Linked DNA regions of Homo sapiens: region 2 is linked to region 1. The links are chromatin loops, found by intact Hi-C in ENCODE. Cell type or tissue: gastrocnemius medialis. All regions are shown on one strand. Each heading gives the region's core, and the rest is flanking DNA. Links, peaks and the distances in the headings are about the cores only.

What was found. Hi-C counts contacts between places; a loop is a spot of excess contacts. Peaks named below come from ENCODE experiments on the same cell type or tissue, not always from the same donor. Only the 100,000 strongest peaks of a DNase experiment are listed, where the experiment ranks them.
Region 2: it touches region 1 in a loop (2.5-fold over the local background); 15 of 110 quality-filtered maps call a loop at or near these places.

The regions. Positions count from the first base shown.
Region 1 is chr7:36,046,674-36,062,703 of GRCh38, reverse strand. No RefSeq gene overlaps it. Among named protein-coding and RNA genes, the nearest start is that of EEPD1, 99 kb to the left of the region's middle. RefSeq lists an enhancer at 4,334-4,835. In gastrocnemius medialis, for the core only: a CTCF peak has its summit at 8,534; no DNase peak of the experiment used is centred there; H3K27ac peaks cover 4,706 bases.
Region 2 is chr7:36,092,888-36,108,917 of GRCh38, reverse strand. LOC101928618 (a long non-coding RNA gene) reads right to left here and starts at 13,608. Exons shown (of 2, transcript NR_108089.1): 1 at 13,542-13,608; 2 at 8,265-9,930. In gastrocnemius medialis, for the core only: no CTCF peak of the experiment used is centred there; no DNase peak of the experiment used is centred there; H3K27ac peaks cover 2,431 bases.

The sequences.
Region 1 (16,030 bases), core at 4,034-12,033:
GAACAAAGCCCTGTGGACCCACAGCAAAGCCTCACCCTTCAGAAAGATGATGCCCCTGCACTCTGGCCACCTTGAGGGCAACACGGAAATGGTCACAAGTAGAAAAAATTGTGTTTACAGCTGTGTGTTCTGTAGTCCTATGAGAGAGAGAAAACAGTGGGCCCAAATGGAGAAGAAAGGGCTGCCTCATCCCTGCACAGCCCTTGGTGTTGTTTCATTTTATCCTAAGACTCATCTCATTTCAACTCAGCAGGCTGGGGTTTGGGGCTGTGTTGTAACTAGGACTCTTTTGCTTCCAAACACAACAAGAGCTACTTGAACTCACAGGAATTAGCCATAATTTTTCAAATGACAAAAACTGAATGTCTTCCCTGAAAGAGAGAGCCGCAGCAGGAGCCAGCTTGCTGGAAGGAATTGACTGGAGTGTTTTCTTCATTCTGAATCCGCTTTCCCTGCCTGTCCCCAGCAGATGTGGGCCAGCCTTATGGAAAGACTCATTCTAGATGAGTGGGATTCTAAGAAGCAAGTACAAGCGGATTGCCACCCCATCGTCTTGTAAGGCAGCTGGCCTGGAAAATTCAGTCCCAAAAGGCAGCTGTGACACAGCTGTGAGGTTCTTATCACCACTTCACCAACCTCTAATCACAGGCTCAGAATTAGAGCAAACGGGACAATCAGTGTGATGAGAGAGGGAGAAGAAGACCTGTGACCCAGCTACCAAGAACCCTTTTCTACCCCCAATTTGCCCTCCAGATGGATTCAACTCTCTAGGGCAAAACACCCTCTTTCTGGGTTTCTGGGACCTGTGGGAAGGAATATGGGGGGCTTCTACCGCACAGGGTCTAACTTTAAGCCAATTTCATCTGAATCCCAAAGGATGAAACCTCTCTTCTGACATCAGGAAAGCGACGATATTTCAGCCTAGGCACACTAATCTGGCCGTTGAGAGATGTTTTGGAATGAACTTTTCCAAATAGTATCTTCCACAAAGGAAGGCAGCTAAGATTTGAGGCCAGATTCCTTGAAAGTGCCATTGTTACTCCTCTACCCTGCTGGGACATAAGGTAGCAGGAGGAGGCATTAGATGCAGATGGGTGCAGCATCCACAGAGCAGGCTGAGTGAGCCTCTTGGTTTTAGGGCTCTGGATGCAGCTGTGGGAACCACTCCAACAACTGTGTCCTCCACATAGGCTCCCTGGAAAAAGGTGCAGGGTATAGGCTGCACCACAAGCAGGCAGACACATTTTTATTATAGAATCAAATGGATGTAACATTTTAACTTTGCAGGGCTACTTTGCAGTTCATGAAATAAAACCTGTGCACAGACATTATCTTCCCAACAATCTTTCATTGGAAATTTTTTTTTAATTTTTATAAATTTTTGTGGGTACATAGTAGGTGTATACATTTATGGGGTACATGAAATGTTTTGATACAGGCATGAAATGTGAAATAAGCACATCATGGAGAATAGTGTATCCATCCCCTCAAGCATTTATCCTTTGAGTTGCAAATAATCGAATTACATTATTAAAGTTATTAAAAAATATGCAATTAAGACCGGGCGTGGTGGCTCATGCCTGTAATCCCAGCATTTTGGGAAGCCAAGGTGGGCAGATAACTTGAGCTCAGGAGTTTGAGACCAGCCTGGGCAACATGGCAAAACCCTGTCTCTACAGAAAATACAAAAATTTGCCATGCGTGGTGGCACGTGCCTGTAGTCGCAGCTTCTTGGGAGGCTGAGGTGGGAGGATTCCTTGAGCCTAGGAGGCGGAGGTTGCAGTGAGCCAAAATCATGCCACTGCACTCCAGCCTGGGTGACAGAGTGAGATCCTGTCTCTCTCTCTTCTCTCTCTATATATATACACACAGACACATATATATGTGTGTGCATATATATCTATATATATGTATATATGTGTGTATATATGTTTACATATGTATATATATACACACACAAGTATGTTATTATTGACTATAGTCACCCTATTGTGCTATCAAATAGTAAGTCTTTTTTTTTTGAGATGGAGTCTTGCTCTGTCGCCCAGGCTGGCGTGCAGTGGCGTGATCTTGGCTCACTGCCAGCTCCGCCTCCTGGGTTCATGCCATTCTCCTGCCTCCTCCTCCCGAGTAGCTGGGTCTACGGGTGTCCGCCACCATGCCTGGCTAATTTTTTTTTGGTATTTTTAGTAGAGATGGAGTTTCACCATGTTAGCCAGGATGGTCTCAATCTCCTGACCTCATGATCCGCCCACCTTAGTCTCCCAAAGTGTTGAGATTACAGGCGTGAGCCACTGCGCCCGGCCAATAGTAGGTCTTATTCATTTTTTTTTTGGACCCATTAACCATCCCCACCTCCCCTCAATCCCCCAATACCCTTCCCAGCCTCTGGTAACCTTCTACTCTCTAAGTTTATGAATTCAATTGATTTGATTTTTAGATCTCACAAATATGTGAGAACATGTGATGTTTGTCTTTCTGTGCCTGGCTTGTTTCACTTAACATAATGATCTCCAGTTCCATCCATGTTGTTGCAAATGACAGGATAGGCTGAATAGTACTCCATTGTGTATCTGGTACCACATTTTCTTTATCCATTTATCTGTTGATGGACACAGAGTTTGCTTCCAAATCTTAGCTTTTGTAAACAGTGGTGCAACAAACATAGTGCAGATATCTCTTCGATATACCGATTTCCTTTCTTTTGGGTATATACCTAGCAGTGGGATTGCTGGATCATATGGTAGCTCAACTTTTAGTTTTTTGAGGAACCTCCAAACTGTTCTCTGTAGTGTTTGTACTAATTTATATCCCCACCAACAGTGTATGAGGGTTCCCTTTTCTCCACACCCTCATCAGCATTTGTTATTATTGCCTGTCTTTTGGATAAAAGCCATTTTAACTGGGGTGAGATGATATCTCATTGCAGTTTAGATTTTATTTCTCTGATGATCCGTGATGTTGAGCACCTTTTCATATGCCTGTTTGCTATTTGGATGTCTTCTTTTGAGAAATGTCTATTTAAATCTTTTGCACATTTTTTATCAAATTATTAGACTTTTTCCTATAGTCTTCCCGACAATCTTGTGAGGTGAGTAAAGTATGGATTTGACAAGATAACAAAAGACGTTGTAGCTATGCCAACATCACACCTTTTGTGATTGCTGGGAGCACCGAGGTTCCCTGTCAATCTTCCTGAAGCAGGAAATGAGGTGGGCCTTGGGACTTGGGGCGGAAGGGCCTTGTGCTGGATGCTGGAGGATTGGAGGGCAGAGGAGGCAGGGAGGGGCAGCTTGAACAGCCTGTGCTAACACAGGGCCTGAGAGGGAGCCACCACTGAACTGCCTTCTTTTCTTGCTAAAAGAGAGGTGATGGTCAATTTTTTGTTAATCTCAAGGTGAAGAAATTGTAATATGAAAGACTAGTGATAAGCATTAGAATAAGTTAATCATTAAATTAAGGTTGCAGCCGGGCACGGTGGCTCACGCCTGTAATCCCAGCACTTTGGGAGGCCAGGGCAGGCAGATCACGAGGGCAGGAGTTCGAGACCATCCTGGCTAACACGGTGAAATCCCATCTCTTCTAAAAATACAAAAAATTAGCCAGGTGTGGTGGCACGCCCCTGTAGTACCAGCTACTCAGGAGGCTGAGGCAGGAGAATTGCTTGAACCCGGGAAGGGAGGTTGCAGTGTGCAGAGATGGTGTCACTGCACTCCAGCCTGGGAAAAAGAGTAAGACTGTCTCAAAAAAAAAAAAAAAAATTAAGGTTGCATCATTATTATACATAGAGTAATATGCTTGAATAAAAATGTAAAAAATATCTTTCAACTGGGAGAGATCTAAATGAGGGAAGCCACTTCATACGTATTTGTTGTTCACCTACCATGTGTCTGGCACTATTCTGGGTGCTTGGGATACTGCAGTGAGCAAAACAGATCTCTTATTTTGTGGAGCCTACATTCTAGAATTTAAAAATAGACTATAAACCACGATTACAATAAGTAAATTCTTTAGAATGTTTGAAAGTGATCATTGATAGGGAGATATTAGGTTGATGCAAAAGCAATCACAGTTTCTGCCATGACTTTTAATGGCAAAACTGCGATTACTTTTGCACCAACCTAATAAAAAACAAAATGCAGACACAACAGGAGTCCCAGGAAGGGGGAGGAGAGCGAAGACTCCAGTTGTAACTAGGAGGCCAGGGCAGGCCACTCTGAGAGACACCTGCCCCCAGACTTGAAGGAGAGAAGGGAGTTCATCTGCAGACATCTGCCGTGCTCCGGTCTGAGAGAATAGCCGGCCCACAGGCCTGGAGCTTCGTGTCCCTGGAATGCTTGGTGGCCTGTGCTGCTGGTGGCCTCCCACAGTGAGGGAGGGACAGCAGCAGGTCACCTTTCAATGTCAGAGGGGCAGCCACAGGGTGAGATCATAACGCTCTTAAAAGTCATTGTGAAAACGTGGCTTTTGCTCTGAGTGAAAGGTGGAGGCTTTAGAGGTCTCTGAGCAGAGGGTTAGAATCATTTCACTTTCTCATTATATCCTTCTGGCTGCTGCCTTCAGTAGGGTGAGAAACTGGAGGCCAGATGAGGGACAGACAATGTGGCTGGGGCTGGCCGGTAGCAATGGATGTGATGACCGGTGCTTAGATACTGCATGTGCTTTGAAGGCTTTGAAGGTAGAAACAACAGAATTTCCCCCAAGGATCAGATGTGGAGTGTGACAGTAAAAATGGAGGCAAGGGGCCGGGCGTGGTGGCTCATGCCTGTAATCCCAGCACTTTGGGAGGCCAAGGCAGGCAGATCATGAGGTCAGGAGATCGAGATCATCCTGGCTAACATGGTGAAACCCCGTCTCTACTAAAAATACAAAAAACTAGCCAGGCGTGATGGCACACACCTGTAGTCTCAGCTATTCGGGAGGCTGAGGCAGGAGAATCGCTTGAACCCAGGAGGTGGACATTGCAGTGAACCGAGATCGCACCACTGCACTCCAGCCTGGACGACAGAGTAAGACTCCATCTCAAAAAAAAAAAAAAAAAGACAAGGAAGAGATAAGAGTTTTTTGGCCTGAGGAAGTGAAAGGGCAGAAATGTCATGAACTGAGACAGAGACAGTTGTGAGCGGAGCACATTTTTAGAGGAAGAACAGGTTTGAGACCTATTAACTTGGCGATGTCTACATGTTGTGTTAGATATATGTGGCGATGTGTTGAGCACATGAGAATCTGGAGCTTGGGAAAGAGGTTTGGGCTGGAGTTGCAGCTTGTGGGTGGTTGGTGTGTAGATGATTTGTAAAGCCCAGAGTCTGCATTGGTTCACCAAGAAGCAAGTACAGATGGAGAACAGAAAGGAATAACTTTCAAGAGAGCATAAAAATAGACTGAAACATTACATATTTCAGATGCAAATTTTAAAAAAAATACATGTTTTTTGTTAATCACCCTACAAATGCAAAGCAATCCCAATGATGTTTATGAGCTCTACAAGAAGGACCCCTTTTACAACAATAAAATCCCTTATTTTTATTGTTACTGTTTTTTGGTTGCTTACTATTTATCAGTTCTTGGATGTACTAAGTGTCTTGCATGCATTATCTCATGTGATTCCTCAACAATGCTATGAAAAGGCACTATCATTATCCCCTATTTATAGATGAGGAAATTGAAGCACAGAGATTTAGTAACTTGCCTAAAGTCCCATAGTTTACTTGAAAGGAATAAATATAACTAAGAAATGTGAAAGAGGTAGAACAATAGGAGGAAACTTAATCTACTTTATATCAAAGTGTATTCTAGCTACTGTCATTAAAATAGTGGAACATTAGTGAAATGTATGTTTGGGAATTTAGAATATGGTAAAGAGCGTGTTCTGTATCATTGAAGATGAACTATGTTGGAATAGTTGGATATCTGCTGGGAAAAACATTAAGGATTCCTGTTCCCTGCCAGTGGCAGCCATGAAAGGGCACTGCTATGCTTGCCCCCGTGACAGAGGGTGTAGTTCCCTGATAGGTCCCAGCTGCAGCCCCCTGGGTCACCTGCAGCACTGGAGGTGAGGCCATGCTTCTCCCAGACAGCCGGCCCTTGAGGACACAGTGGGGGAACTTGAGCCTGCTAATTCCTGTCCCTGGCCTGGGTCTCCTCTGCAGGCTGTCTTTGCTCTAACACTCCCTGTGGCCTGGCTGAGGCTTTCTCAGAGGCTGCTCCACAGTCCAAGGCTCTCTCTCCTTTCTTCCCCTTCTCCTTTCATAGATATCCGACCTTCCTCATAGTCTGAAGTCTTTCCCTGCTTCCTCCTGCTTCTTCTCCTTTTATTGTTCCCAGGCATTATCCCCAATAAATCTCTTGCATTTTTAACCCCAATTTCATGATTGTACCCCAGAAGACTTAAACTGACCACCCCTGTATGCAGACATGCTGGAGAAACAGAAGAGCTGCGTGTAGAAAGTAAAGGATGCATGTACAACTGCATGTACATATACATGTGGCTGCATGTACAACTATGAGGAGAAAATAATCAGGAATATGTCTATAATGATTGGGGTAGCTCTCTTTAAGGAAGAGCAAAATCTGAAAGCATGATAGATAACATGGGATAGTTAGTTATGTGGCAATCAAATATTACTGTCCTGCAACAGAAACCATACATAAAATTGACTACAAATAGGGGGAAATTGGGAGTTGTTGTTCAAGGGGTATGGGGTTTTGAAAAAATTCTAGAGCTCTATTGCACAACAATGTGAATATATGTAATACTACTGAACTGTACACTTAAACATAGTTAAGATGGTAAATTTAATGTTATGTGTTTTCTTTTTACCACAATAGAAATAAATAAATACATATCAAGGAAAAGCAGAGAAAAGTACCAATTAAGTGAAAGTATTGAGTATTTTTAGGAAACACATTCTCTTGGCCAGGCATGGTGGCTCATGCCTGTATATCCCAGCACTTTGGGAGGCTGAGGTAGGAGGATCACTTGAGCCTGGGGAGCAGAGGTTGCAGTGAGCCAAGATCATGCCAGTGCAGTCCAGCCTGGGTGACAGAGAGAGAGACCCTGTCTTAAAAAAAAGAAAAGAAACATATTCTTATCATTACTGAAGAATGCCGTTAATATACCCTCTCCCTCCTCAAAAAAAAAAAAACAACAAAATATGAGCTTTTCATTTTCATTTCATACTGACCTGGCTGAAGGCTCTCAGCTGTAACCTACAGAAATGCTTCTGGCCAGGGGGCTGGGACTGCAGGCATCTGTGGCCATGTCACAGACTCGCTTTATCTCCTGAAGGGACAGACTGAAGAGCCCTCAAGTCACACTTGAGTAGACTACAACTAGAATCAAGCCAACTTTTGACATTTGAATGGTGATACTTAGCCTGCAGCTTCCTCTACATGCCAGGCCCTATACTCGGGCCTTCTGCACGGGTTGTCTGCTTGATCTTCAGACCCTGGCAGACACTGGATAGCTGCTTACCAAACTCATTTCCCTCTTCTCTTGAGCACACAAACCCTGTGCTCTTCCTTTGGGAAGATCCAGGAGATCTTCCTTAAAAATCTACTAGAGAAGAGCTTCAGAAAACCAAAATGTCTAAAGGGACATCCACATAAGAACTGGTGGTGTGTGTTCAACATATGGTCTCTTGTAGAACTAAGATGAAATGTGGGCTGAAAGGGACGTACATAATGTGTAATGCCCCAAAGCTCATCTGGTGTGGACATAGCACCAATATGAAAAAAATGGGACAAGGAAAGAATGATGGAAGCTATATGCAAAAAGAAAATTTAACTGCTCTCAAGAATCATATAGATGCTGTAGATTGGTATTGTTATTCTGAGACTGTTGTGTGTGTGCTTTGGGATAAAGTAAATGAGTCATCGTGGGATATTCTAATCCCATCATTTCCTGGGTCATTGAGATCAAGAATTATTGATGTAGAAGAAAGGAGATAAAAATGTAACATTAAGGCAATGAAGTAAAAAAACCCTGTTGCCCTAAATTTGAATTGGAAGTATCAGTGTGATGGTATTTTAACTTTTCAAAAATATAATTTTCTAGCTCTGTCTAGTGAAGAGGCCTAGAAACAATGATTAATTCTGAGTAGCAGTGACATCTCTGATACCCAGATTGTGGGCTTGAAATACTATTTCTCACTAAAATAAACAGAGCGTCTTGGGAGAAATGGCCAGTTGCATGTCTGGGTCAGAAATGTACAAGGTGAGCCTAGAGCCTCTGTCATATCAGGCAGTGAGAAAGCTACCAAAGACCAGTGGAATTGTGCCCCAAAGCACTCAGGAGCCAACCTGAAGAGGTTCCCAGGCTAAAGATGGGCAATTTGAAAGCCAACAAGAATAATAATTAAAATAGATCAAAACCCGTCAAATGTGTTTACATATGCAAGTTCATAATGATATTTTTAAAAGCAGATGGTCACCTTCATAGCATGATAGAGAAATAATTCATTATCTTGAAAAGTAGTAAATAAAGGGAAAGAATGAAGCATTTATCTTGCCTTTCCTGTATGAAAGGTACCATCCACTGGGTGGCCAAATTGTAGATGAGAGAAAATATCTCTTCATAAAAGTATTTAACTAATTAAATAAGAAACTATAGAATTAGATTGTCACCCTTTTAGAGTCCTTAATGAGCTAATGGATCCAGTCATTGACATCAATATCAGCTGTGGCCAACAGCATGAGTTGGAAGGGGCAGAAAGAGAGAGAGAGAGAGGGATGTAAAAGAAGATGGAGGAGGAGGAAGAAGAGAAGAGGAGAAGGAGGAGGAAGAGGACGAGGAGGAGAAGGAGGAGGAAGAGGACGAGGAGAAGAAGAATGTAGGAGGAAGAGGAGGAGGTGGGAGGGAGAGAACACAGACATTATGTGCTTCCCAGTGAAAGAACATACCACCACCTGTAATCTTGCCAAAGGGGTTGGAAATGAGACAGATAAAACCTCTGATTTCAGCTGTCAATTTTAAGGAAATACAGAGCTCAGAAGAACACACTGAACTGTACCATGAGTACCCAATCAGCACAACTCAGACTGTGAGGAACTCTACGTGTTAAGTGTCCCTGTATTTTAGAAAAATAAAGGAGAAATCTGTAAATCTAATGATACTTAAAAGACATAACAAATGGTTTTAAACAGCAAGCCTAAACTATAGTGACCAGGAATGCACACTTAGGTGATAGAACTGTAAAGAAACACCAGGAAGTGATAGCTCTAAAAGTCAGGAGAGCATTTACTTCTAGGGAAAGGGAAAGAGTTGAGGGTGGGACAATGGGGAGAAGGCTTCTGGGGTGCCTGGCGAAGTTCTGTTTCATGACTTGGTAGTGATTAAGGATGTTCACCTTATAACTCATAAAGCTATACACTTATTTTATCTGGGTTTCTATACAGTCATCCCTCAGTATTGGAGAATTGGTTCCAGTTTTCCCATGGATACCAAAATTTGCAGACACTCAAGTCCCTCATATAGGCATACACTGGAGATACTGCAAGTTCAGTTCCAGACCACCACAATAAAGTGAGTATCACAATAAAGTGAATTGTGAATTTTTTGGTTTTCCAGTACATATAAAAGTTATGTTTACACTACACTGTAGACTACTAAGTGTGCAATAGCATTATGTCTAAAGAATGTACATATACTTTAATTTTAAAATATTGTTAAAAATGCTAATGATCAACCGAGATTTCAGCAAGTTGTAATCTTTTTGCTGCTGGAGGGTCTTGCCTTGCTGTTGATGGCTGCTGATAATCAGGGTGGTGGTTGCTGAAGGCTAGGGTGGCTGTGGCAACTTTTTTTTTTTTTTGAGACAGAGTCTCGCTCTGTCAGCAGGCTGGAGTGCAGTGGCGCAATCTAGGCTCACTGCAACCTCCGCCTCCTGGGTTCAAGCGATTCTCGTGCCTCAACCTCCCGAGTAGCTGGAATTACAGGCACGTGCCACCACACCCAGCTAATTTTTGTATTTTTAGTAGAGACAGGGTTTTACCATGTTGGCCAAGATGGTCTTGATCTCCTGACCTTGTGGTCTGCCTGCCTCGGCCTCCCAAAGTGCTGGGATTACAGGTGTGAGCCACCGCGCCAGGCCAACTGTGGCAATTTAAAAAAATAAGACAACATTCAAGTTTACCACATTCATTGACTTTTTCTTTCATGAAAGATTTATCTGTGGCATGGGCTGCTGTTTGATAGCATTTTACCCAGCTGCTGCTTTATCCACTAAGTTTATGTTTTATTCTAAATCCTTATTTGCCATTTCAACAATGTTTGTGGCATTTTCACTAGGAATAGATTCCATCTCAAGAAACGACTTTCTTTGCTCATCTATCAGAAGCAACTCGTCATCAGTTTGAAGATTCATCATGAGATTGCAGCAAGTCAGTCAATTCTTCAGGCTCCACTTCTAGTTCTCTTGGTGTTTCCACCACATCTGCAGTTGCTTCCTCCCCTGAGGTCTTGAACCCCTCAAAGTCACCCATGAAAGTTGTAATCAACTTCTTCCAAACTCCTGTTAGTGCTGAGATTTTGACCTCCTCCTGTGAATCACGATTGTTCTAATGGCATCTAGAATGGTGAATCCTTTCCAGAAGGTTTCAATTGACCTTGCCCAGATTCCTCAGAGGAATCTCTATCTATGGTAGCGATAGCCTTACTGAATGTGTTTCTTAAATAATACTACTTGAAGGTCAAAATGACTCCTGGATCCATGGGCTAGAGAAAGGATATTGTTTTAGAGACAGGAAAACAACATTAATCTCCTGTACATTTCCATAAGAGCTCTTGGGTGACCAGGTGCATTGTCAATGAACAGTAATATTTTCAAAGGAATCTTTCTTTCTGAGCAGTAGTTCCCAGCAGTGGGCTTAAAATATTCAGTAAACCATGCTGAAACAGACGTGCTGTCATCTAGGCTTTGTTGTTCTATTTCTAGAACACAGGCAGAGTAGATTTAGCGTAATTCTCAAGGGCTCTAGAATAGTAAATGAGCATTGGCTTCAGCTTAAAGTAGCCAGCTGCGACTCCTAATTACCTCCTAATAAGCGAGTCAGCCTGTGCTTTGAAGTTTTGAAGCCAAGTGTTGACTTCTCCTTTCTAGCTATAAAAATTCTAGATTGCATTTTCTTCCAATAGGAGGCTATTTAATCTACATTAAAAATGTATTGTTTAGTGTAGCCACCTTCACCAATGATCTCAGCTAGATCTTCTGGATAACTTGCTGCAGCTCCTACATCAGCACTTGCTGCTTTGCCATTTTATGTTGTAGAAATGGCTTCTTTCCTGAACCTCATGAACCAACCTCTGCTAGCTCCAAACATTTTTTCCGCAGCTTCGTCACCTCTCCCAGCCTTGAATTGAAGAGAGTTAGAGCCTTGCTCTGGGTTAGACTTTGGCTTAAGGGAATATTGTGGCAGATTTGATTTTCTATCCAAACCACTCAAACTTTATCCATATCAACAATAAGGCTGTTTCACTTTACTTTTAATTTTCTTCAAGAACTTTTCCTTTGCATTCACAACTTGGTTAACTGGTATAAGAGGCATAGCTTTCAGTCTGTCTTGGCTTTGGACATGCCTTCCTCATTAAGCTTAATCATTTCTAGCTTTTTATTTAAAGTGAGAAACATGTGACTCTTCCTTTCACGTGAACACTTAGAGGCCATCGTAGGGTTATTAATTGGCCTAATTTCAATATTGTTGTGTCTCAGAGACTAGGGATACCCAAGGAGAGGGAGAGAGATGGGGAACGGCCAGTTGGTGGAACAGTCAGAACACACACAACATTTATGGATTATGTTCTCCATCTTATATGGGTGCGGTTCATGGCACCCCAAAACAGTTACAATAGTAACATCAAAGGCCACTCATCACAGATCAACATAAAATGTATAATAATAATGAAAAAGTTTGAAATATTATGAGAATTAACAAAAGGTGACACAGAGACACGAAGTGAGCACATGCTGTTGGAAAAATGCCGCCAATAGACGTGCTTGGTGCAGCTGTGCCACAAACCTTCAGTTTGTCAGAAATACAGTATCTGAGAAGTGTAATAAAGCAAAGCACAATAAAATGAGATAGATTGTATAAAATGGCATACTCTTTGCATATAATCTACACAAATCGTCCCATACACTTTAAATCATCTCTAGGTTACTCATAATACCTAATATAAAGCAAATGCTATGTAAGTAGTTGTCATACTCTATTGTTCTTTAATTTGTATTATTTTTATTGTATTGTTATTTTTTATTTTTATATCTTCCAAATACTTTCAACCTGTGGTTGGTTGAATCTCAGATGTGAACTGACTGTATGTGTTTTGACAATTTTTTAAAAGGGCAGAGAAAAGAGAGAATTATAAAGCCTCCCCGCACCCCCCCCACACAACACAGCAGGACTTCCATTCATTGCAACGATGGTCTCAGCATTTAGAGGTTATGAATGGTATCTGGTGTCTTCTGAGAACATTTTAATATTTCCAGGATATTTTTAGATATTTTTTGTATGAACTGCGTTGTCTTGCATTCCAATATGTTAAAAAGTAGTGATTCCAAGTATGGTGTGTTACAGAGGGGCTGGCAACCAAGGTCTCTCTTCCAGCTCTTACGGGCGATATTGCCTGGTAGCAGCTTGAGGAATGCACGTTCCAGGGAGTCACCACCTTTCCACAATGCCCTTTGTTTTCCTCTCGCCCAGATCTCACTAACTGTATGCTAACGAAATGACAATATGGCACAGCTCGAGAGGATCTCAGAATTCACTCAGTCCAGGGTTTTAAAAATGTGCCCCACCACACAGAGACCACCTGCAGCAGCATCTCTGGGGACCATTAATAGTGCAGATGGCCCCTCCAGGCCTGCTGAAGGAGGCTGCCTGGGGGAGGGGCTTGGATTCACCTTTACAGGAGCTCCCTAAGCAACTCTGACACTTACTCAAGTTTGATATCTAGGTTTAATCCAATAGGTCTAATCCATCCCCTCTTTTATCAGGTGAGGAGGTGGAATCTCAGAGAGGAGGAGGGGCTCACTAAATTGTCACGCAGCAAATTGGCACAAACCTGGACTGGAACCCGGGTCTCCTATGCCTAGTTCTCCACCCTTCCAGTTTGTTTCCTCATTCCCTTCTTCACTCAAACACAGGAGCTACCACAATGTGCCACCCCTGGATAAAGCTCAGGAGTACAATTCTGAGTGAAGTAGAATTAGTCCCTGCCCTTACAGTGCTTACCATCTAACAGGTGAGGCCAACATGAATTTTTGAAATCCCCATAATGTATAACTACAGCCCATGATGTGGTCTGAGAAAGTGCAGGGCATCTCACCCTGTGCAGGTGGACAGGGCTGCCATCCACAGGGAGGTGCCCCTAGAGCTGAGATGTGGAGAGGCAGAGGCTACATGGGGACCCTTCCAACCAGAGGGGCCAGCTCTGAGGTCACAGGAAATACAGCTCCATCGAGCAACTCAGAGAAGCCTAAGGTAGCCTAGGACACTTAAGGCCCCAGGTTGAAAGGACTTGAAGGTGGTGTTCCTTGTGCACTCCTGGAATTACCTGTCCCCATCTGTCTCTAGGACAGCAATTCTGAAACCCAGCTGTGCATCAGAATCACTTTGGGAAATTTACAATCACTTCCGGAACTTTACAATCACTTCCTGCCCCAGCTGAGCATCGTGATTCAGCAGGTCTGGGGTAGATCCCAGGAATGTGTGTTTATTCTGATGTGCAACCAAGTCTGGGAACTTCTGGCCTGGGAGATATCAGAAAATTGGAAATGATTGGGGTTAAGTGGTGCACTGGCTTTGAATTCCTTCTCAGACCCTCAGTGTGCTCATTTGTCAAGTGAAAATAGGGAAGCAAACCTGTTTTATGGGCTTGCAGCAGGGTTGTACCAGATATCTGCAAAGAACCAAAATGGGGCTTGGTACCTTGGTACATGCTCAATACATAGTGACTGTAATTAAATCCAGACATCTGGTTTCTGAGAGAGCTATTTTTAGAAAGAAAAATATTTTTATCATTCTGCAAAATTTACAATGGTTTTTGGGAAATCCTACATTGCACCCCTCCCAACCTGGGGACAATTCTTATTCCTTCCACACTCCACACTCCCCACCCCCACCCCACTGAGGGCAGGAGATTTAGGGTCAAGTTTGCTTTAAATGTCTACCCTCCCCCACACCACCCCCAGCAATGCTCTATTCCCAGCTGCCCATATGGGTGAATAATCTTTTCCCTAAAAATAGAGAGCAGGCACAAGCTCCATTGAGATTGAATTTCACCTCTTGTTTTTAAGGCTGTCAATCTGGCAACCAGTACTGAGGCGAAATTATCTTTTTGAAAATCTTAAATGATGAGAGGAAGGCCTCTGGGGTATGAATTCTTGGCATTGGAACAGTTATATGGCAGAATCTCCAGATCTGAAAAATTGAGCAAGATTATTTGAACCACAACTATTTACGCTTGCAAAATCAGCGTAGACTCGTGGACTGGTTCAGCTCCAAATAGCACAACGAATGAACAGAGAGGGAGGACAGGGGCCCAGAGTTTGCTTTGAGATATTGTCAAAGTTGTTTCAGGTCTAGTGTTTAGTGCCTTCATTCTAGGAGAGAATAAAAGAGAGTATAAAATTAGAAGGGAGATGGAGAAGACACGACTGATGGGGAGAGGGGCTGAAAAGCCTAAAGAAAAAATGGGAAGTCTGAGATTGGGGTTTGCTTGTCCCTTCTCTCTGTGAGTGGCCCCAGGCTTCTCCCCTACCTAGGCTTTTGTTTCTTTTTTTCTTTTTCTTTTCTTTTTTGGCAGGGTCTCGCTCTGTCACCCAGGCTGGAGTAGCTGGGATTATAGGCGTGTACCACCACGCCCGGCTAACTTTTGTATTTTTAATAGAGACGGCATATTACTGTGTTGGCCAGGCTGGTCTCGAACTCCTGGCCTCAAGTTATCCTCCCACCGCAGCCTCCCAAAGTGCTAGGATTACAGGCATAAGCCACTGTGCCCGGCCCTGATGCTCTAGGCTTCTCTGTGTGGGACCCCTCTTCCAGGTCAGCTTCATCCCTAAGTGTAGGCTGAGTTCCTTCCTTTATTCTCTCAAATCATAATTAGCACAAGACAGTTGTGTTTAACCAACTTTATTGAAGCCTTAGGGTGATGTAAGAGAATTACAATGCAGAAGAGGAAAACTGAAACGCTTGACTGTTAGATTCCACCCAGTGCCCCTACAGACTGTCAGCCACATCCAGCCACAAGGGGCTCCCTGCTGGCTGTCTTACTTAGCTCTATCCTGCTGCCATATTGCATTGGTTCTTACCTTCCCTGAACTGGAAGCTACTTCTCCAGCTCCTTCTTATCCAACTCCAGGACTCTCCTACTGACTCTCTCATCTATTCCAGCCAGATACAGTTTACACCACAATAATCTCTGTAAGATCTTCCTGAGCCCAGGAAAATAGACTTTGACATTATAAACAGCATACTTCACATCTCAGCCTGAAACACCTGCATATAATTTGCTTCCTGGGTTCAGGCTTCCCTGAGAGCAGTAGGTAGATAGGTGCTTGCTTCTACCTGGGAGCATGACCCCCTCATGCTCCAGCCCTGATTCGAACCACAAGTGATGGTTTAGAAAGATCTGAATGAAATTGGTTATAGGCAATTTTGGAGTTACAAAGAAGAATCCTTAGAGCAAAAATAAGTTTTAGTTAAATAAACAAACCTTTAAATAGTTCATTGGTGAATTCATACTTTATCAAATTTGTTTGTTTTGCGAATAGTAGATGGATATCAGCTAATTTAATTACATAATAATTACATAATAAAATTCATCGTTTGAGATTCTTCAGATTTAAAAAAAACTTACCTGGGATTTCTTTTGGAAATAGCAGAAAAAAGAAAACAAACAAGAAAACTTGTCATTCCTTAAGGACAACTCTATGTTACATTTTCTGGACACTTTTTGCATATTACCATATTTAATTAATCAATCCAAAGTGGTAATACATATTATACTCATTTTCCAGTTGAGAAAATTAAT
Region 2 (16,030 bases), core at 3,201-11,200, 47 kb before region 1:
GCTCCTCTCTGTCTTGTCTTCTGTGTTTATTAGGAAGAGGAGATGGTTCTATAGAAATAAACAAACACGATCAACACACACACAAATATATATGCCAATTTACTATATTTAAATACAATAGTTAAAAAAACCCTGCTCTATGACTGCAGCTGTCACAAGACAATCATCTACAACTTTCCGAAGGGTGGGCCCTGAACCCTTCAAAACACTCTTGTGACCCACCTGAAAAATGATAAGAAAAACAATATCCTCAATGGAAACCAAAGCCTGAAAGAGCATCCCGAGAGTGGGACAACTGTCAGTGGCTGTAAAGAGGCTTCCCTGGAGCTATGACAATGGCTCTTGCTGCTGGGAAACAAGGCCTGAGGGCCACACCTGTGTGATGAATACCGCTCTGAGACAGCCACCCCACTATGTATAATCCTAAAACAATCTCAGTGTATCCTCTCTCGTGTCCTGTGGGTGGCTGGGCTCAGCTAGGTGGTTGCTCTGCTCCTTGTGGTCTCTGCTGGGCTCACTCCAGGAGGGTACATCAGGCTGGGGACTGGGCTGGGTTGCAAGGTCCCAGATGATTCTCTCACACTCTGAGGCCCTGGTGCTGATTGAGGGCTGGGGTGCCTCAGTTTTTCTTCCTGTGGCCTCTCAGTTCACAAAAGGAGAGTCAATACTTCCCTATAGCATGGCAGCTGAGTTCCGGGAGGTAATATTCCAGGAGAAATGAACGACTGCTTATCAACCCTTTGCTTGCCTCACTCTCACAAATCACATGACTAAGCCTGGAGTGAATGTAGGGAGGGATCACACAGGGAGGAGAGTGCAGGGAGGCTGGACCCCCTGGGCAACTGTGTATAGTCTATCACACACTGTTATGCAGCAAGGCACTGGACTCCTTTAGAGAAGTGGATGAAAATGCTCCTGGTGGTGGGATTCCTGGCTGAGTGTCTGTACACAGGCACAGAAGAGAAAGCAGAATTCATGTTATGTATAGAAGATGAAGGTTTGTTCATTGCCCCTCTCCATGGTGTCTGTCCATGGTGTCTGTCTGGCCATCCTCTGCCACAACTCCCAGTGAGGCAGGATCTGATGTAGAATGTGCAAGTGGGCTGCCAATGCCTGGAGTTTCCTGAGTTTGGGAACACAGGGAGCCTACTCTGATAAAGAGGGACAAATCCACTGTTAAGGTCACACTAAAGGAGACGTTGCCTTGTCACACTGATATAATTCAGGACAGCATCCAGCTTGGCCACTGCACACAAGTTGGTGCCAAGTCAATAGCCTGACTGAAGCTCATTGATTGGGGAATCGGGGCTTGCTTTGCCAGGACTGAGGTCTTGTGTGTTGGGGCAACATTTCCCTATTCAGCTTTCAAATCTCATCTTGACCCTCACTTCCCGGGAAGTCCCCTAGCAGAAATTACTTGTAATTCACATCCATATTCTCTTCCTCTCCCTTATTTCAACAGGCACTAGTCTTACTGATTTCATGTCTGCAGTCCTGCTGCACCATCAGCTCCGGGAATAGAAGAGTCAGGAGTGTGCTCCTCACTGTAACTCCAGTGCCTAGCACTATGGGCGGTAAAATTGAAAACACAAATGCTCTCCCTTCTTGTCATCTGCCACCTCTCCCTTTCCCTAAATCGCCATTTACTTTAAAACTGCTAACTAAGAAGCAAAAGGCCAATGACCTTGGTCCTCTCTGACCAGGCCCCAGGTGAGAACTATGTCCTAAGGGGCAGTGGCCACAGGATGTGGTATTTGGCTGGAATGATGTAACCTCTGCCCTTTGACATCGTCATGTAACTGGGTTGTCAGCTAGAGCCCTAAATAATAAAATGCAAATAAAACCCTCATTTCTTGTAAAATGGGACCCCAGCCAACTTCCCAATCTCAATGAGGATTCTTGTAAGTCAGATATTTCCCTGGGTCTCCTCACATTCTGATTTTCCGCTTCCACTGAATCCTGGCTCTTTCTCCCTCCCATCTTTCATATTTTAAATGCCCCCTTCTCCCTATCCTTAATCTACCCAGAGAGTCAGCTCCTTTACTGTATTTCTCCTAAACCTCACTCATCCAAGGCCATTACATAACTTATTAAAGACCAGTGTGTCCGTGTTTGTGTGTGTGCGTGTGTGTGTGTGTGTGCGCACATGTAAGGGTTTCTTTAGAGAATAGCACAGCTGATAAAATAGACTATTGGACACTATCAGTCTTAAAATGTCTCTGGGACCCCCTTGCCTGGGCCCCAAGTCCAAAATGGAATATGTTCACTGGCCTTCTCTTCTGGTAGCTGTCTGCTCAATTTCTGGGACTTCTTCACTTGCCTTCAACCTCCTTGTCTCCATGCTGGCTCACTTACTCCCTACTCCCTAAAAATCATGTTTTTCTGTTTAAGGCTAAAGAGCATGCATTTTTATTTATTTTTTCTTAAAGTGTTCCATCTTTATTGAGGTATATTTGAAGGATACAAAATCACATATATTTAAAGTGTGCAATTCTATCAGTGTTGACATACACGCAGCCATAAAACTGTCACTTCTAAACAATATTTCCACCATCACCTAAAGTTATCTTGTGCCCTTTTAATCCATTCTTCCCTCAATCCCATCCCTAGGCAACCAGTGATACGCTTTCTCTATACAGATTAGCTTGTATTGGTTGGATGCGGTGGCTCACACTTACAATCCAGCACTTTGAGAGGCCAAGGTGGAAGGATTGTTTGAATCCAGGAGTTCGAGACCAGCCTGAGCAACATAGTGAGACCTCATCTCTACAAAAAAAAAAAAAAAAACAAAATTAGCTGGGCATGGGGGTGCATGTCTGTGGTCCCAGCTACTCAGGAGGCCGAGTGGGATGATCTCTTGATCCTGGGAGATTGAGGCTGCAATGAGCTGAGACTGCACCACTGCACCCCTGCCTGGGCAACAGAACAAGACTCTGTCTCAGAAAAAAAAAAAAAGATTAGCTCATATTTTCTAGTGTTTTACATAAATGGAATCATACGGTATGTTCTTTTTTTGCCTAGCTTCTTTCACTCAGTATGATTTTGAGATTCTTCTCTGTTATTGTGTGTATCAATAGTGTGTCTTTACTGCAGAGTGGTATTCCATTGTATAGAAGTCCCACAGTTTGTCTGTCATTCATATACTAGTGGATTTGGGTTGTTTTTGGGTTTTGGCTCTATATAAAGCTCCTGTGAACACTTGCATTCAAGTCTTTGGGTTTCATGCTTTCTTTCCTCTTTGATAGATACCTATAGTGGGATGGTTGGGTTGTATTGTAGGTGTATGTTTAACTTTTTAAGAAGCTGTCAAACTGATTTCCAAGTTGGTCGTGCCATCTTACACTCTCTCCAACTATGTAGGAGAGTTTCAGTTGCTCTGAGTCCTCACCAGCATTCAATATGGCCGGTCATTTTAAAGTCAGCCACCTACATTGTTTTATGTTTTTGTGTTTAGAGTTTTTAAAAAAATGTACTCAAGTTTAGCCAACTCTTGGCTTCATTATACCAAAGTTTACAGGAATAAAACCAGATTATTTCTGTTGCTCCAGTGATATTAATAGTGTCTACTCTTAACCCCCAAAGTGTCCTGGTTTGGATGCTAAAGTATATGTTTTATCTGCTTCCAGCCCGAGTGGCCATGCTCCCAGGCTGTCCTTCCACAGCCACACAGCCCATCAAGGCATTCTGCTCAACGAAGACTTTTCCTTCCTCTGAAAGAGACTTTCCTGCTAAACAACTTTTTTCCTTACTACAATCTGATTGCAGTAAGCAAGGATGGCATAACATAACCATCCAAATAAGTTGAAAACTTTTGCCCACACAAAAACCTGCACACTGATTCATATTTGCCAACACTTGGAAGCAACCAAGATGTCCTTCAACAGATGAATAGATAAACAAAACGTGGCACATCCAGACAATGGAATATGATACAGCAGGAAAAAGAAATGAGCTCCGGACATTCTGGAAAGGTAAAACTACAGAGATCATAAAAAGATCATCTCTTTGAAGTCTGGGTATTTGGTAAAAACAAATCAGTGGTTAACAGGGGCTTGGATGGGGGAGGGAGGGATGAATAGGTGGTGCACAGAGGATTTTTAGGGTAGTGAAATGATTCTGTTTGAGAGTGGAATGGTGGATACATGGCATTATGCATTTGTCAAGATCCATGGGACTGTATATCACAGAGCGAATCCTAATGTGAACTATGGACTTTAGTTAATAAAAGTGTTCCTGTATTGGTGCGTCCGTTTTAGCAGGTACACCCCACTGATGCCACATGTTCCTAGTGCTGAGAAGAGACCCTGCTCAGGGTATGCTCTGACTTTTTTCCTCAGCATGGTCAGGCTTCCCTTACCCCTTTCTGCCACCCACCTGCCCATCTGCTGCTGAGGTGGCTGGTGGCCCCTTTGTTACTCACATAACTGTTTGTGGGGCCTTCACGTGTTTTTACAGAAGCCCAGTGACACCCCAAACTGAGGGGACCTAACAGCTTTCCATGGGCCTGTGGCCTGGGGCAATTCTACCTTCCTATCTGAAAATGTGGTGGTCAGACCACTGCTATTTAAGGGTCCTCTGTTCTGAACCCTCAGTAACCCCATGGTTGGGGATCCCCCTGTCTTGCACAATGAGAGGATTGGGAGGATGATTGTCTTCCCATCAGTTATTTCCACTTCAGTGTTGTGCAGCCTTCTTGCTTAAATGGCTTGCTTAATTCAGTTCCCAGAATAAACCTTTGTTTACATCCTGAATTACGTGACCTATTAATAACAAAAATAGCCACCTTAATGAAAAGTACTTTGCTGACCTCATATCATCTCTGAATATCATGTGTTATTAGTCACATTTTATGGATTGGAAAACTGAAGCTCAGAGAGGTTAAGCTACTTGCCCATGGTCACACAGCAAATATTGGCAGAGCCAGCTTTCAAATCTAGGTTTTTCTGATCCCAAGGGCTTTCTACACTCCACTCCCAGTGTAAACACTAGGAGGATCACGTTTAGTTGCTTTTAAAGGGTTATATTTTTTTTAATGAGGAGGCTGGTCTTTAGGAGTTTCAGTAGAAAGAAATGAGCTTAAAAGTTAATAAAATCATCAATGCTTGGATACATTAGAAAAGAGCGTGAAGTCAGTGGGGTGGAGGGAGAGGAATTCATATTTGCTAGGGGACTTCTCTGAATCTTGAAGCAATTTTAAATACAGTTCTTCAGAAACTGCTACTAATCATTAGAGTAACTAGCAGTTACTGATCATATACCATGTTTGAGACTGCAGTCATCCCACTGAATAGACATTATTTTGCAAATTCTCACAACCTCATGAAGTCAGTACTATTGGGAGCCCATTTAACAGATAAGCCAACTGAGGTTGGTTAAGTCCTTGTCCATATGCCCCTGTATATGAGGGAGCAGGTGTGTTCAGGGAATGCCAGCGCTTCCTTCTGTTTTAATCTGTTTGGCCATCTGATTGTTTTATGTATTTATTTTCTTTCTATCCTGCTGGATGTTTGTTTCATAAGGGTTGTAGTTATCTGTCTGGTTCACCCCTACAATCCTAGCTACTTGACAAACTATGCATACAGACTCCAGAACTAGTTTTTGAATAAGTGAATGAGAAGCATGGTATCACTTCCATTTAAGGTTCTGGGCCCATCTTGTGTAATAGAAAATGAAGAGCCTCATAGGGATACAGGGGATACTGGGATAGGATTTTCACAGGAGGTTGAGGTGTTTTCAGAACTTTAGTGGCTAGTTTGAAATGAGTTTTGAGGCGCTGAGGGGAAGCTTCAGCTCCTTCTTCTCTTGTCTTCTCACTGCCCTCTGGCCCAGTTCTTTTCCAGGTTCCTCCAGTGCAGGTCAGGATGGAGACCCTATCCCATAACAAGGGCAGAGCCCTGTAGAAAATTTCACCCATCATTTACCTTCTTAGAACTGCCCTGTTCTCACTGCACATGGACAGAGAGAGGACTTAGAGCTCATTTACATGCTTGTTGTTGGTTTTTTAAAAAGTGAAATAAAAATGCTCTTCTGCCAGGACTGTGATGTCACCCAGGGCTGTGATTAGCTGGAAACAGGTGAGTAGATAAAATCAATGTTAAAAATTATTCACCATTCAATGTTCAGAAAATTCCGGAATGTGGCTGTCCGCTTGATTGAGGAGGAGTTCAGAATTCATCCAGGGTCACCAGCAATCAGTTCTAATATAACTAACATTTTCAAAATGTTAATATCTCACTTACCGTGATGCTAAGGACAGTAAGTGTGTGCTGCATTTACTTATCCACTTCGTTTTATCATTTGTATGTAAAATATGTTTGCCTTTACCTCACCCACCAGCCCCTAGGTTTTTTGAGGTATAATTGGCAAATAAAATTGCATATATTCAAGGTGTACAACTTGATATTTTGATATATGTATACATTGCAAAATGATTACTGCAATCAAGCTAATTAATATATGCTTTACCTCACATAGTCAGCATTTTCCTCCTTCCTTCTTTCCTTCCTTCTTTCCTTCCTTCCCCCCTTCCTTCTTTCCTTTTTTTGGTAAGAGTCTCTCTTGACGTCTCCAGCTACTATTGTACTGGGGCCTATCTTTCTCTTAAGCTCTAATATTTGCCTTATATATCTGGATGCTCCAGTGTTGGGTGCATATATATTTAAAATTGTTATATCCTCTTGCAGAATTGACTACGTAAGAACACTTGAGATCTACACTTTTGGCAGATTTCAAGTATGCAATACAGCATTGTTAACTATAGTTACATTACTATACATTGGACATCTGTTTGCTTTTATATGTGTGAATTATTTGGTTTTACTGAAAATATATTAACATTGCACAAGAGGTTGCATACGGTTGTCCATTACATTGGCGGCCCCAGTGAGTCATGATCCCCCTCCCCACATCTCCAGGTATTCAGGCCCTTGTGTAGGCCCCTCCTTGAGTCTGGGCTGGATGTGTTTCTTGCTTTAACGGTAGAATGTGGTGGGAGTGAACACCGTGTCTGTTCTGGGATGAGGATGTAGAGTCATGGCATCCTCTGCTCCTATGCTTTGGGAGTCCTGGGCCACTGTGTAGGAAGTCCAGCTACTCTACTGGAGAGATTACGTAGAGTAGCCTCAAGGAGAGGGAGAGGCCCTGAGACATGGTGAGAGACTGAAGCACAACTGTCGCATTCCATGTTGAATCCAGACTTAAGTCAACCCATTGGCTCAATATACTCACATGAGTGACCACCAGCAAGCTAGCAGAGTCTGGATTGGATCTGTTACTTGCTCAACAACAGAGCTGAGCCTGGTACAGATTGTAGAATCATGATAAAATAAAATCATTGTTACTTTAATCTACTGCATTTTGGGATGGCTTCTTATGCAGAAATTGATGACCAAAACATTATATAAAAGCAGAGATTCTCAACTCTGGTGATCTAAAAGTACCATCACCCAGGGTTCTAACCCTTCAGAGATTCTGATTTGATTGGTCTTGGGTGAGACATCATATATAAAGTTTTTTAAAGTTTTATTTTAAAGATGAATACACAGGATGAATGGAGGAACAAATGGTGGTATGTACATACAATGGAATATTATTCAGGCATAAAAAGGAATGAAGTACTTACATGTGCTACAATGTGGATGAACCATCAAAACCTCCAAAAGAAGCCAGTCACAAAAGGTCACATATGATTCCATTTACACAAAATACCCAGAATAGGCAAATCCATAAAGACAGACAGCAGATTGATGGTTGCCAGGGACTGGGGTAGGGGACATGGGGAGTGACTGCTTAATGAGTATGAAGTTTTCTTTCAGGTTGATGAAAATGTTTTGAAACTAGGTAGAGGTTGTGGTTGCACAACATTGTGAATGTACTAAATGCCATTGAATTGTTCACTTTAAAATGGACATGAAAAAGGTTAATTTTGTGTAAATTTCACCTCAATAAAAAAGAAGAATCAGAAGAGGGAGACAAAAGAGGAGGTTAAAGTGAGGCAATGTGGGAAGGACTTGGCCTGATATTGCTGGCTTTGAAAATGAAGGAAGATGTTATAAGCCAAGGAATGTAATGGCCTCTAGGAGCTGGGAAAGACAAGGAAAGGGATTCTCCCCTAGAGCTTCCATACAGGAATGCAACCCTGCCAACACCTTGCTTTTAGCCCAGAGAGACCTGTGTTGAACTTCTAACCCACGTTCTGACTTTTAACTATAACATAAAAACTTGTGTAGTTTTAAGCCACTAAAAAAATACACAATCATTTTAACTTTATTTTTAAATTTTATTTTGGGGCATAACAGTTTGGTAAGGTTTAACATATGTTTAGATTCATGTAACCACCACCACAATAGGATACAGACAGTTCATCATACACAAATTCTCTCATTCTTCCCTTTGTGGTCACACATCTCCCACCCCTAATCCCTGGCAACCACTGATTGTTTGCCCATTACTTTCATTCTTCCTTTGCCAGAACATCTTTGCTTTGTTCTGCATCTTAGGAGGAAAAGTATTTCTTTAGTATTGATTTTGGAACATGTCTGTTGGTGATGAATTCTTCCAGATTTCATTCATTGAGAATGTCTTTATTTCATCTTCGTTCCTGAAGGATGTTTTCACTGGATATTGAATTCCGGATTGACAGTTTTTTCTCTTTCAGCACTTTAAAAATGTTATTCCATTTCCTCTGGCCTACTTTTTTTTCCTGAGGAATCCACAGTTATTTAAGTCAATGTTTCCCTTTATATAAAGTATCATTTTTCTCTGGCTGCTTTCAAGATGTTTTGCCCTAGTTTTTAGCAGTTTAATTACGATGCATCTGGGCACGGTTTCCTTTGGGTTTTGTTTGTTTCTTTGCATCCTATTCTTCCCCTTCTCCCTCTGGAACTCTAACACTATGAATATTAGACTTTTTCGTATTGTCTCACATGCCTCCAATACTCTGTTCATTAATTTTTAATTTTTTCCTTTTGTTCAGATTGGATAATTTCTATTCAATCTTCAATTCACTGACTTTCTCTATTTTGCTATTGATCTTATCCAGGGAATATTTTATTTCGGTCATTGTAATTTTCAGTTCCAAAAAGTTTCTCTTTTGTCCTTCTTTGTATCTTCTATAGTCTTTATTGAGACTTTTTTGTTTCAAGAGAATTTTCCCTTACTTCTTGGAATATGTTTATAATAGTCGCCTTTGCATCTTTAATAATTTCAACATTTGTGTCATCTTGCAGGTGGCATCTGTTGATTGTTCTTTTCCCTATAAGTTGAAGTTTTTCTTGTCTTTCATATGTCAAGTAGTTTTGGATTGTGTCCTGAACATTTTGAATATTACATTATGAGGATCCATGTCTTGTTTAAATCCTAAAGCGAATTTTGAATTTTGTTTTGTTTTGTTTTTGCAAGCAATCAGTCTAATTAGGCTCCAGACTCGAGTTCTCCTGTGGACTGTGGTTCTAATATCAGTTCAGTTTTCAAAGCCTTTGCAGTGCTATGGGAATCTGTTGTGTGTATGTTGCCCAGTGGCCATTTGGTGGCCTGGATCATAGTCTCATGCACAGTTCAGTTCTCACACCATGTGCAGCTTAGAAGTAAGCCTCGGAGTTAATATGGAACTGCTCTCTTGAGCAGTCTCCTTTCTGAGATTATTCTGGCATTTTTGGCCCACTGAAGCCCCATTTTTTTTGTCCTCTGGTTAGAAAGCTAGGTCTTTAGTTTTCCTACCTTGCTGCATACATCTCATGGCTATACTTGAGTCTGTCCCACCAGGCAGTGTATGAACAGAGAGAGAGAAAAGGGAATGGTATTTTGTCCCACCCTCTTGGGACCACAGCTTCTCTAGTGGAGGGAAGACTCGCTTCCCTCAGAGCTTTAAGTATTTCGGTGCTCTCCAGGCTGCTGTTGCCATTGTTGTTACTGCTGCCACTATGGGATTACCTGGGGGTTGGGTGGGCAAGAGTGAAAAAAGATTTAAAAACCAGGGACTTTCTCCACTTCTTATAACTCTTAGGTGTCCCCACAACCACCTTGGACCAGAAAGTGAGGATTCTTTTTAGAGCCCTGCTTGCTTTTGGTGTGCACATCCAGGCCAGACTAATGAGTCCAGGCCAGATGATACAAGAGGGGATAAAAGATGAGAGATTCATGGTGGTTTTGGTGGTACTTCATATTCTGATCTCTTTCCCCAATTCACCTGCTCCTGTTTACTTGTCATGGTCCTTAGATAGCTGTTCAATGTAGTCTGTCCAGGGTTCATTTTTGCATTTTGTGGGAGAAACAGGGTAGGGTGTGCTTACTCCACCTTGCCCAGAACAAAAACTCCAATATATATGTCTTAATCCAACACTATAAATGGTTAAAAAACTTTGCCTTCAGCAACAGGCATAATGACCAATGCTAATTGCCAGGATTGCCTCCAATAGCTGTGTTCTTTCTGCTGGATAGAGACTCCTGGGCCACCTTAAGGGTTAGCTGAGGCAGGCACTACTATGATGGGTCACTCCTGAGGCCAAGCTACTTGAAGCAGCTCCTGTCTTCTCAGGTGCTGGTTCCTGCCTTCATCTTCCTATTCCTCCCACCCAACAGAGTCCAGGAGCTAAGTAAGGTAGCCTGAACCATGACAGAAGCATCAGTGAGGAATTGGAGCCTGGAATGTCTGACTGAGAAGTTTGGTCATGACTTAATAAGTAAAGGAAGCTCCTGAAGATTCTCAAGTAGCAACATCATGTAATCATTATCATTAAAATAATAACTAACATTTATTAAGCCATGCACTATCTTATATGTTTTTATATACATTATTATATATATATAATTACATTAAATTTTCTGATATGGTTTGGATTTGTGTCCCCACCCAAATCTAATATCAAACTAATCCTCAATGTTGGAGGAAGGACCTGGTGGGAATTGACTGGATCATGGGGGCAAACTTCCCCCTTGCTATTCTCATGATAGTGAGTGAGTTCTCATGAGAGCTGGTTGTTTATAAGTGTGTAGCACTTCACACTTTGCTCTCTGTCTCCTTCCTGCCACCTTATGAAGATGTGCCTGCTTCCCCTTCACTTTCCACCATGATTGTAAGTTTTCTGAGGCCTTCCCATCCATAGTTCCCATACAGCCTGTGGGACTGTGAGTCAATTAAACTCTTTTCTTCAGAAATCACTCTTTTCATACATAAATCTTATGTCGTTCCTTATAGCAATGTGAGAACAGGCTAATACATCTTCCAAACAGGTTGCAGGATAGATACTATTTTTCATTTGCAGATGAGGAAACTAGTTTTACCTGGAAGTGACAGGTTACTAACATCAAAGGATCAGGAAAGTGCCATCCTAACTTATGTTGAGGAGGTGAAGAACTGGATGAGCCCAGACACATATAAGCTTGTGACCTTGGGCATTAATCCCCTCTTCTGCAAAAAGGGGATAGCAATGGTGTCCACCCTGCTCTGTAGATAGGATAAGATTATGAATGTAGCATGCTTAGCACAGTGACTGGCACAAAGGAGGCACTCATAAATCACCATTTTTATTTGTTTCCCTTCTTCGGTGTAGCTGAACCAGCACATAGAGTTCTACTTGAATCTCCAAGGACTGGCAGGTGTCCTGGACCAGACTCCATTTTTAGTGATAATTGGATGCTTATTATCACCTAGAGATCTGGCTTGACAGTTATTTTGCACTTTACCAAGAAAAAACAAGTAGCTATGCCTTGGTGGCAGTCAGATGGCCAACACATTAAAATGAGTTTGCATAACCCACTACTTTACCTATGGTCAAGTGTTTAAAATGTCATCTCATCTATTTAATCAATTCCATTAAGATGTTTTTCTCTCAATTTCTGTGGAAGATGCAGGGAAAAAAGGTAATATGTATTTGTCTCTAGCATTTTCACTTGATGTGTGAGGTCACAGTTAAAAGCAGCTACCACATATTTGGTCAAGAGTTCAGGGACAATCTGGGCAGCAGGGAGCAGTAATGTCTCCATTTAAGATGCAGGAGCCAATGACTAGGTCAGTAATTTTCCACTGGCTTCAATGAGAGCCCTGACAGGGAAAGGGGTAAGAGGAAAGGAAGAGGAGATTGTGGGAGGAAACCGAGCTGGGCAACTGCATTGCGGAGACACAAGGACTGCCAGCCAATTGTCTTCGACTTGCCTATGCCAAATGTTCTGGAAATGGACTAAAGTGGGAGAAATATCACAGCAAGGTGGGACTGGGTGGCGTGTAGGGGAAGCAGGGAATCAGCAGGGGCTGTGACATCAGAGGAATCCTGTTCTTAACAGCTGTTCGCTACTGGCCAGTTGTTTAACCTCTTTGACTGAGCCTTGATTTCTTTACCAAGTGGGCAAAAAAATACTCATCTCGTATGATTGTGGGGAAAGCAGATGAGATAATGTGTGTGGCACAGCCATGGGGACTGGGGCCCAGGGCATGCTCAATAGTGCTACTTTCCCCTTTCCAACCCGGATGTCAGAGGGGACCACCTGCCCTCCAAGATCTAGAGAAGAGGATCTCAAATCCCCACCCCATCAGTGCCCAATTTTAGATTTTGGTGAAGCCCCAGGAATAATATTTCTTGCTTCCACTCCACTATGCTTTCCTCAATTAGGTTTTTGATCTAGCCCAGATGTTGACCTCAGCTTCAGACACACACACAGACTCAACACTCACACTCTTACACGCTCACACACACACATGCTCACACACACCCACTAATAAACATATACACACCACTCACACACACTCATACATGCACAATCTCACACACATACACACAACACACACACTCCCACACACGTACATACTCTCACATACACAACTATATACATGACCTACGTTCACTGAAATAATATTGTTCAGCACATTGTGTATACAGCATTCTAGGAAACATCTTTTAAAAATTGTATTAAACTCACGTTTCTGTCATTATCCTGTTATAAACCCTTCGATTCACAGATGATAAACTCTTAACAACACAGGGCATCGGTAATGATCTGAGCATCCTCTTTTGAACATTTGTCTACGAACACTTCACTACACACATAGGCCCTCACACACACAATCCCTCCCTCACACAGCCCTTGCATTCAAGACCCCTGTGTGTGTTCCAGCTGTGCTGAAACTCTGGGGCTATGGAGATTTATGCTATAAAGGACAGGGGTACAAACTGAGTACAGTCTGGTTTTTTGAAGTCTTGGACATGTCCACTTGGGCTGTCCTTCCTGCCACATTTCCCCTGCCCGCTGTTATCCCTTTCCCCGCTTCCTTCTCTCTTCCCTCACTCTGCCTTTCTGGCCCCCATTAGGGCACTTTTTTCTAACGTAAGGTGGTCTAGCATTTCTTTGTTGTCTTCTTCCAGCTCAAGCCCACAGGCTCTTGTTTTCTGCTTCCAAAGGCTTATGGAGGTGTTCTCCTAAACACACATGGTTCCTGTCCCAAGGACTTCCGGAGCAGCTGGAGAAATGCAATATGCTTGTTTTGCTCTGTTGCCTTCTCCCTGTGCAGTGTTCCATGGCCAGGGTGGCGGTGGCAGTGGTGTTAATACCTGGAGAGCATTCCACGCTTTTCTCCATTGCTGCTAACTTCCCAGGGTCCCCATCTGCACAAAATACGCCCTGGATCAATACAGACTAACTGATGGCATAAACACAGCTGATGGCATCAATCACTTTATGATGCAAATTAGATACACATTCTTTCTAGAACAGAGGCACCCATCACCACCGCCATCAGAGGTCATTGGGTGTTACTACTAACTTGGGTGACACTAAACAGATCTGGGATACAATCCTAGCTAATTCGTTGCGCACTGTCTGACATTGGGTGAATCGCTTCACCAATCTGTGCCTCAATTTCTTGACCTTTAAAATGGGGGTGATGATACTTGTCCCCAGAGCGAAATGTACTGCAAAGTGAATGAAGCTAAAGCTTAGGTAGCCCTCACTTCTAAAGACCTGCTTTTGTATCTAATTTCATGTTGGTAAGTTGGTGTTCCTTTTCCTTTCTAAAGAAATTATTTTATTTTTTTCCTCTTATTTCAGTCTATTTGTATTAGCTCATATGTGTTCCTTTTCAAAAAAGGCTCCCCAAATTGTATACAATTCTGGACCCAAAACACCTGGCTTCTGTGTGGGTTGGGAGGAGGAAATGAGACGATGTCTGTAAATGCTCAGCCAAGACTGTTCTGAGTGCTCCAGGCATGGAAGCCATTGCAGCGAGAGCACCAGGACGTCTGAACCCATCCTGCTGGCACCTTCTTCTCCATGTCCCCCCTAAATGGGCCTGCCAACTGGGGCGAACTTCTGCAGGACACAGTCACTCAGGCCTTGGAGCCTCCGTCCAGCTTCTTGCAGGCACAGATGCATGCCTCCTCTTGACGCATGCAGCTTGGAAGCTCTCCCTAGACACAGCCAGCTTGACAGAGGCCACATCGTTCAAACCTCGTGCCAGTTCCCCTCCAGCTGACATGGTGGTGCCAAATGGGAGGAACCCCATATTAGTCTGTTCTCACATTACTATAAAGAAATACCTCGCCTGTAATCCCAGCACTTTGGGAGGCTGAGGCAGGCGGATCATGAGGTCAGGAGATCGAGACCATCCTGGTTAACATGGTGAAACCCCATCTCTACTAAAAATGCAAAAAATTAACCAGGTGTGGTGGCGGGTGCCTGTAGTCCCAGCTACTAGGGAGGCTGAGGCAGGAGAATGGTGTGAGTCTGGGAGGCGGAGCTTGCAGTGAGCCGAGATGGCACCACTGCACTCCACCCTGGGCGACAAAGCGAGACACTGTCTTAAAAAACAAAATAAAAAGAAAGAAAGAAAGAAAGAAATACCGGAGACAGGGTAATTTATAAAGAAAAGTTTACTAGGCTCATGATTCTGCAGGCTGTACAGGAAGCATGGCAGCCTCTGCTTCTGGAGAGGCCTCAGGAAACTTACAACCGTGGCAGAAGGTGAAGGAGCCAGATGTCTCACATGGCTAGAGCAGGAGGAAGAGAGAGAGAGGGGAAGTGCTACATATTTTTAAACAACCAGATCTTGTGAGAACTCTATCACAAGAACAGCATCAAATGGATGGTACTAAACCAGCAGTCCCCGACGTTTTTGGCACCAGGGACTAGTTTTGTGGAAGACAATTTTTTCACGGACTGGTGGGTGGGCGGGGAATGATTTCCGGATGAAACAATTCCACTTCAGATCATCAGGCATTAGATTCTCAACCTAGATCCCTCACATGCACAGTTCACAATAGGCTTCAAGCTCCTGTGAGAATCTAACACCACCACTGATCTAACAGAAGGTGGAACTCAGGCAGTAATGCTCTCTCATTTGCTACTCATCTCCTGCTGTGTGGCCAGGTTCCTAACACAGTAAGTACCCATCCATGGCCTAGGGGTTGGGAACCCCTGTACTAAACCATTCATGAAGGATCCACCCCCATGATACAATCCCCTCCCACCAGGCCCCATCTACAACACTGGGATTACAATTACACATGAGATTTGGGTGGTGATACAGATCCAAACCATATCAAAGCCCCTCTCTCTACCCCTCAGCAAAGACTTTGTTATGGCCACTTGGGACCTGGACTACTGCAGTGTGTTCCCATGCTCCATTTTCTGCACCTCAGGTCCACAAAACTGGCATATGGATTCATCACCATCCTTTCTTCAGAGCACACTGAAATCATTGGTCCCCGTCTGGCCTGCTGTTACCTGATTAGGCTTTTTGCTTCATTCTTTAATGTAATAAGGACTGCAAGACCATCACCCAGAACAAGAGCTAGGACCTTGATAGAACCTACAGCTAACTCCACCGTCCCCACTTAACCTGCACCTTCAAATGTTTGTATTTAATTCAGAAAAGACTCCAGTTCTCCCAGTAACCCACAGCTGCTGTGTACACCAGCCCCCACCCCATGTCTTCTTTCCCCCTTGGTGACATATCTTCAAAAGAAGTCCAGAGCAATCATATTAGCCACTTGATAGCACATTTGGTAAGGGCTTGGGTAGAGGATCAAGTTGAAATCAATGA